2 separate regions of the Homo sapiens genome follow, and region 1 is linked to region 2. Evidence: chromatin contacts called from ENCODE Hi-C or POLR2A ChIA-PET data. All regions are on one chromosome and are shown on one strand. The core of a region is the stretch at or near the end of the contact, and the rest is flanking DNA. Distances in the headings are between cores, read along the strand shown. Region 1 has its middle 37 kb from the start of LINC02225. Region 2 overlaps LOC101928505 (a long non-coding RNA gene).

Evidence for each region. A loop is a pair of places that touch in the nucleus more often than their neighbours do. ChIA-PET counts read pairs that join two places held with the same protein, here RNA polymerase II (POLR2A). Pooled maps may share reads with other maps.
Region 1: a map of Caco-2 shows a loop between it and region 2 (3-fold over the local background). The contact joins two enhancer-like sites. A Hi-C loop is called at or near these places in 1 of 168 maps with a recorded cell type or tissue (Caco-2) and 3 of 50 pooled maps. POLR2A ChIA-PET finds 5 or more read pairs at or near these places in 1 of 52 experiments (MCF 10A).

What each region holds. Positions count from the first base shown.
Region 1 is chr5:57,860,516-57,864,494 of GRCh38, reverse strand. No RefSeq gene overlaps it. Among named protein-coding and RNA genes, the nearest start is that of LINC02225, 37 kb to the left of the region's middle. Within about 2 kb of position 1,819, at least 5 of the 41 ENCODE cell types and tissues checked have a DNase peak (open chromatin) inside an H3K27ac peak, as active enhancers do.
Region 2 is chr5:57,651,789-57,655,347 of GRCh38, reverse strand. The region is part of intron 1 of LOC101928505 (a long non-coding RNA gene); the gene reads right to left. Among named protein-coding and RNA genes, the nearest start is that of LNCBRM, 83 kb to the right of the region's middle. Within about 2 kb of position 1,272, at least 2 of the 41 ENCODE cell types and tissues checked have a DNase peak (open chromatin) inside an H3K27ac peak, as active enhancers do.

The sequences.
Region 1 (3,979 bases), core at 570-3,069, 210 kb before region 2:
ATGAGGTTCAGCTCAAGGGGAATAATGATGCCACTGATAAGATATAATAAAATCCTACCTGAAACATGATGTTCTGTTTTACTTACTTGCCTTAAAGAGTTACTTACGTTTAGTCTATAAGTGGGCTACAGGTATTCCAATATAATTCTAAGGGTCCTCATACAAAGCCCTATTCATGGTCCACTCTACCTGCAAACTGCTGCGTGTAGTGCTTCTGGGGCTGCAGCTAAAGTATTTAAAAGTTTTTAGTAGAGACTTCTTTCCTTGAAGGTAATGAAAACCTACCATATTTTGTAGTGTGAGGAGCCATAGATAGAATCTGTTTGCATCAAAGAACAATGGCCAGATGACACTGCAGTTGAACAGCAGCATGCCCCTACACAGGAACCCACTCAGCTCTAATCCTTGTGGATTCAATATGGCCAACCCAGGTCTCCAGGAAAAACCTACATAAACCTCTTAGTGTTCCTCCCATTTCTTTAGTTTCCAAACGTGAATAGGACCAGAACCACCCCATGCCTGCCTCTTGCCTTATAAGTGCTTCTGTGGTTGAGGAAGCTGCTTAATAGTGTAACCTGTAACTCACACCCAACTCTACGCTAATTCAGGAACTCTGAAGCCAAGCAAAAGGAATCCCAGGATGATCTCTCCTTACTCCCTATAAATCTGCTTTGGCTGAGCTGGTTGTCCAGTGGACTGAGTCATGTAATTACCCCATGGGAAACACAGGATGGAACTGCATTTAAATGCTGTGGACTGATCCCATAAGCTCCTTTATTTATTTTAATAAAACATGGTTGTGCTTGTTTGGTGTATGCATTTGTTTTAACAGTAATCAAAACTATATGGCCTCTAATTTTTAATGAATGCATCTTAATCATACATAAAGGTATAATTAATTAGTTTGTTAGAGGAAGCCTTTGGTTTTCACACACACACTGCCTCTCTTGCCTCCCCTACTTCCTACCACTCCCTGTTTTAGGCCATGAAGGCATATAAGTTGTTTTGGGCTTTCTTCTCTTAGCAAACATTGGGACTTTTATGGTCCTCCCCCAAAGCATTGAACCAAAACGCTGACCATTCTGTCATTTATATTTCAACTAAATATCCCAATATGAGAGTTTCCTGTGAATGTCAATTCAATTTATCAAATAACATAGCTTATGGCTCATTCCATGCAAAGCATTGCAAAGGCGTATTCAAAGGCCCGTTGCTGCATATGTTTATGATTTAATGTTATGTGGGTAGGAGCTTTCACTAGATGAAGATGTCTTGGCTCAGATATTAAATCATGATCAGACACACTCTGGGTGACATTTTTCTCTTCTTAATTCCCACATAAAACTCCCACTGAAGTGACAAAGAAGACTCATGTGTGTGGGAGGCTGACTCGGTATTCACATAGGTTCTTTTGCAAAAAGGAGTTACATTTGGTCTGCTCACAGTGCATCAATACATGTAATAATCTCCCTTCTTGGCATCAACAATTTCAGCTTAGAAACTAGGACGGTAAGTATCACACATGCTCCAAAATACAAGCATACAGCCTCTTATCAAATAATATGGCTTTTAAAGAATTTAGCAGCACAAATGGCTTAATGTAAACTAAGCTCAATATGGCAAAATCCTACGCAGCTTGAAAACTCAGTGGTAGGAGTTGAAGTCAGCCTGCCCAGTTGACAAGTGACTCAATACTGAAGTTTAATTGTCTTTGCTGTTTGCCAGTAACTCTAAGAAGATACTTATCTTGGTCTTGCTGTGCTGGTTCACCAGCATTTTTCAGTTGGGAAAGTAACTATGTGAACCACAGTGGCTCTGCTAGATAAAAATAGGTGTATTATCATTGGCATTTTAGACAAGCCTTCGGAGTTTCACTGCTCTGGAACGGCACACGAGAGCATTACACTGTGCAAAGAGATGGGCCAAGATGATGAAATGTTGGCCTTTCTCCAATATTTCAAGTGGTTTACACCCAGTATCGGCTGGAAGGCATTTGTTCACACATATGGTGATAGTCTCAGCTGAGAAAAGCCTGGGAACTCACCTTCGTTTCTTCACTCACACACTCATAACTAAAACCCATCATGCTTCTAACAGAATACAAATCATGAGAAACCCATAGATTAAAGACTAAGGATGTAGGTGATTGAATAATGTTTAAAATATGAGTTTTGGATTGGGAAACGTTGAAGATTTTGCAGGATAAGAATGTCAATGTATTTTTTGTGAAGCTCTCGATTTTTTTATGTCATTAATACCTTGGAACAAATGAAAGTCACAGGTAATCATCTTAAAAATCTTTTATTTCATTTTTTCCACCAACCCTCCCTCTCTCCCCTAACACCCACCAAACCACTAATAAGTAAAAGAATGACTATGGGTTTTACCTCCTTTACTTTTCTCTCCTCTCAGAACTAATTAATGAACAGGGAAGTAAACCAACAATGAATGGGAAGAGCTCAAGATAATTGATCTTTTGAATAATGAAGGACAAGCTATAGTCCTCAGAAGGGAGTAGCTTCCTTATGGCATGTGAGGAGGATGCCATATTCTATAAAACCCATTTTGATGAGAAGGAACTCTGTTCTAGGAAACAATAAGTCTGAAAACCAATAAACATTACAGCATTGGGGACCACTTTAGATGATCAGAGAGCTTTGTGGCCTTGGGCAAACCACTTGACCTTTGTGGACTTCAGTTTCCTCATCAGTAAAGGATTCAGCTGAATTATTTTTAGGAACCCTTCCAACCTGACTTATCTGGTCATGTCACAACCACTGGACTATCATTTTAAAATGACTTTGCTGTTCTACTTTACTAGAAGAACTAGAGAATTTGATTTTCTCATATTTCCTTATTATTATCTACCTCTGGGAAATGTATGATTTGCAAAGCCAGTGGTGGAGCAAAAATGGTGCTTATGCTTCTACATGCTGCCTTCAGCAGGAGAAATGCATATTCGTTCCAATCTTTCCATACCACCAAGTTCTGTCATGACTTTTAGAAGTACCCAGAATATCTCTGATATTCCAGACATATGTAGAAATGTATATGATGCCATCACCAGTAAATGACTAAACAGTATTGTAATTCCCTACCACTCTAGACCTTTCAAGATCTTTAAGATGTCATGGACCTATAGAAGCAATTAGGGTTTTTGTTGGCCGGAGTGGGGAATTGGCATGAAGGGAGCTGGAAAGATAATTTTTAGTCCTTACCAACCCTAAAGTGCCTTGATGTTTTTTGCTGTGTTCTATGCTCATGAAAAAAAATAAAAAATAAAAAAAAGGTTCTATACTAACGGTAAAGCAAAGGAAATCTCCCCCACCTCCACCTTAGCCTCAGTAACAAACAATTAAAGATGACCTAACTTTGCTTTCAAAGCATTCTTTAAACTGACATTACATTTATCATTGGTGCCATTAAACAATGGCTATCTGGATCCTTTAAACTTCTGATAGACATGATTACAGCCTATCCCCAAAGCCTTGCATTTTCAGAATTAAATATATTTACAATGATGAAATAAAACATATTGCATAAGACCACTATCATAATGGAGTGAATCTCCCATACCAAATAATAAATTACTAATTGAGGTAAGTCAGAGAATCTCAGAACTGCAACAGAAGAGGACCCCATATACAGTATGTCCAGTGAGGCCTTTCTGATGCCAAGGTGGCAGACACATGTGGCTGCCTTATTTTCCCTCATCCCCTCTGCCGTACATTCTGGTCACACAGAACTCTTTGGAATCCTCTGTCTTATTATTCCTTTGTGCCTCTGCACATCCTGCATGCCCTTCAGTTCCTTGCCTGCCTGAAGGGAAACTGCCAGACAGGGCAAGTTTCATCTCCTCAATCTCTATCTAATCACTCCTTCCTTTGTACCTGCACTAAATCCCATCTCATATCTAGAAAATATCTATAATATTTCATTTCTCTTATATTATCACATGTTTGTCTCCCTCTAGCAGACT
Region 2 (3,559 bases), core at 23-2,522:
GCTGGGAAGGGTATTGGGAGGTGTCGGGGAGGAGGGGATGGTTAGTGGGTACATAAAAATAGAATGAATAAATAAGGCCTAGTATTTGACAGCACAACAGGGCAACTATAGTCAATAATAATTTAACTGTACATTTAAAAAAATGAAAAGAGTATAATTGGATTGTTTATAACACAAAGGATGAATGCTTGAGGGAATGGACACCCCATTTCCATGATGTGATTATTATGCATTGCATACCTGTATCAAAACATCTCATGTACCCCGTAAATACATACACCTACTGTATACACACAAAAATAAAAAATAAAAAATTATTTTTAACAAAAAGATATAATCACATATGGTAGCAGGGCCCTTGCATAGTTCAAAGCCAGTGAGGCTACCGCCTGCACCATAGTCTATGTTAATTGCACCCCTGGAGTACAACTCCATAGACTATCCATGCAGTTGCCCTGGTAACAGATGTATACGGAAGAGGATGCACTTCTATAATTACAATGTAGCAATTACAAAAAATAATTTTAATACTTTATCCTCATAAATATTTTACAATTTTTAAAATTTTACATGTAAACAAGTCTGGGTCAATTTTTTTAACAGCAGAGGAAACATTTTCAGGACTGCTTAGTGCCTTATCCAGGGTCACAGATACCATTGGTCAACTGAGTACACCTACATGTGTTAAGCCTGCACCTAAATAAGCAGGGTTGAGTCTTTCTTGAAGTTATTCAGATCATGCCATTGTTAACATATATTTACCATTATCAGTGGCAAGTGTTGAAAGAATACGCATCTCTTTTTCTTCCTTTGCTTATGCAAATAATAGAGGAGCCTCAGACACTACAAAATGTTAATTTGTTTAATTATATGGTTTAAGAATTTTTTAAAAATCTTTGGCCCCCTCATATCCAAAACTCACCCTCATCTAAACAAAACAAAACAAAATTCCTAGTTTAAGTTTTTGCTAAAGGCACTAGACTTGGAGTCAAGAGGCATGGGGTGTATTTCTAACTCTGTAACTAAGCAGTGTTCTAATCTCTAGGGACCTCAATTTCTCCCTGTGTAAAAAATGAGGGAGTTAGAACTTCTACACCTTTTTGGCTGTACAGTCCAGGATTCAGTGCTGGCCTGCTTAAAAACCCATTTAGTCTACTGAAAGGAGTTGGCTATTCCAAAAGTAAAGCTCCCTGACAGTAAAGAATAACGCCAGACAACAATGCCAGCCCATGTGACAAGATGGCACTATAAATAGACAGCCCAGAATATCTGTTCATAGGACTAGCGGCTGGTAGCTCATCAGCTGCCTGGAGCTGCTATAGATTCACAAGAAACTTCTTTGTTTGGCTCTCCTCCCTTAGTTCTAAAAATCCAGTAGCTAATTTGAGATTTAGCACTAATATATCAATGTTGTATGTGGCTTAATACACTGACAAGCTTGTGGAAATAGGTTTATTGCTTGTACATGCTCGGTTCATGCCTTCCAGAAGAAGATTTGAGAGACAGTCCTGCTCTGTCTCCTCAGCTAACCCTCCTCATAATAACCTGGGATTGTCTTTTAAAATAGGACAGTGAACTGTAGCCATGCCAAACCACAGAGATGAGCTCTGAAAAAAGTCATGTTAAGGGAAGGAAAGATCACTAAATAATGCAAAGATACATTTTCAAATTTTACTTTTCCTAAAGTTCAAGGCACCTGTTAGTCTAAGAGAAAGATTAGATTTAGGGAGAAGGATGCTTATACCCTCACCACTATGAGCAACAGACATACACACATGCACTTGTTTCTCTCGAATTCCTCCTATATCCCTCCAGTTTCCAATTCTTTCTTAAAGCCACCTATTCATTTTCTCTACTTGCATTGCATTTACCTTCTCCCACCTTAAGTTTCTACACTTATTCCTGTGTTTTTTTTCTTGAAAAACTTCTTAAAATCTCATCTTCAAGAAATGCCCCCAATTTTTCAAAATGCAGCCAGAATTTTTTTTAAAATAGTATAAATAAACTTTGAAATGGTTTTACTAAACACTTTCTGGTTTTTTTAATTTAACATTGATAATTCACAGAAAACAATCATTTGAACATGTAAGCAAACAGCATTTGATTGCAACTGTATTTACACAATAATCATGGGTAAACCTGTCTTTAAAAAATAAAGTCATCGAGCATTGTAATTCTTTCCATCTCAATGCCAGCCCATAATACCTGCTCTATGGGGTGTGGCTAGGTTTTTTTCCCTGCCCCTGGATGAAATGTTAAGGAGCCCAAAAGATTTTCTCTGTTTGTTGAACAATTAAAAATTCTATAGTCATTTCTACTTGCAAGAACTGTCTCATTTCACTAATTCAAACAGGTTCTTGTAATAGTTAAAATTCCACAAGTCATTTTAAGTTGACTATTTCTCCCTACTCCAGATTGGGCCTCCTTCGGAAACTTACAGTGGAAAACAAAGAAAGCAGACATCTTGTTTCTCTGTCAGCTTCTCTCTACCTTATACCCAAATCCGCAGGATTGCAAGGGGAGAGAAACAAAAGAAAAGAAAGCAGGAAAAGACCTGCTTGATTTGCTCAGTGTTGATGCTCTTGGTGGTGTGACCAAAGCTGACTTTTTTCTTGAGCATATGATTGTGAATTCTTCAGAGGTCCCTGATGTATCTTCTTTAGCTGACCAATTGCTACTCCTCATCAGCTCCTGCCTCTGCAACCAACCCCACATTCTCATACTTCCAGGGCCCCCTTGCCTTTGCAGAATTCATTTCAGAGGCTCCAGCTTTCACATCAGGCCCATGGGAAAGTACCCCCTTCATGCCAAATGGTGAAAGTGCAGCCTTAGCTCTTTCCCCACCTTCATACATGGCTTCAGCCAATATTTCATTTCAAGATTATCTTCCATAGTACACAGACAGTAAACTACTGTGTCCCTCCAAATCCAGGAACACATCAAGATTCCTGATTGGTTACCTTGCAGCACTTTACACTAGATTGAAGTGAGAGTGAAGCACCCAGCACTTTTCCGGTGTTGGGAGTGAGGGCAGACTCCCAGTACACAGAAAATCCTCTGTTTAAATATCAATCCTTCTTATGCTCAAAGTGCATATTGAGATAAATGTCATAAAATCAGCCCTTCTCTACTGCACTTGAACATCCTGCACAGGTGATCTCACAGCATGTGCTGGATGGGAAAGTACTTGCCCTCTGCTGCCTTCTCAGACAAATTGGGTACAGTCACATAGAAAAAAACTCCTTTTAAATATCCTTTACTTACATCTATAGATATTATTCTACACATCAAAACATTTCTATAAACATATTACCTTTCCATAATATAAAAAACTAAAATTCAGGTTTTATAAATTTCAAGATGGCTGACTAGAGAGGTCACATGTAAGTTCTCCTCAGAAAGAAGAATGGAACGTAGAGGTAAATAATCAAAACTCACATAGAATATTAAAGAGAGGGTGCCGGAACTATTGGAGAACTCACAGGAAGAAGCTACCATACAGAAAAAGACAGAAGCAAAAGGCTGGCTGAGATCAAACCCTCCTGAGGGACTTGGTATT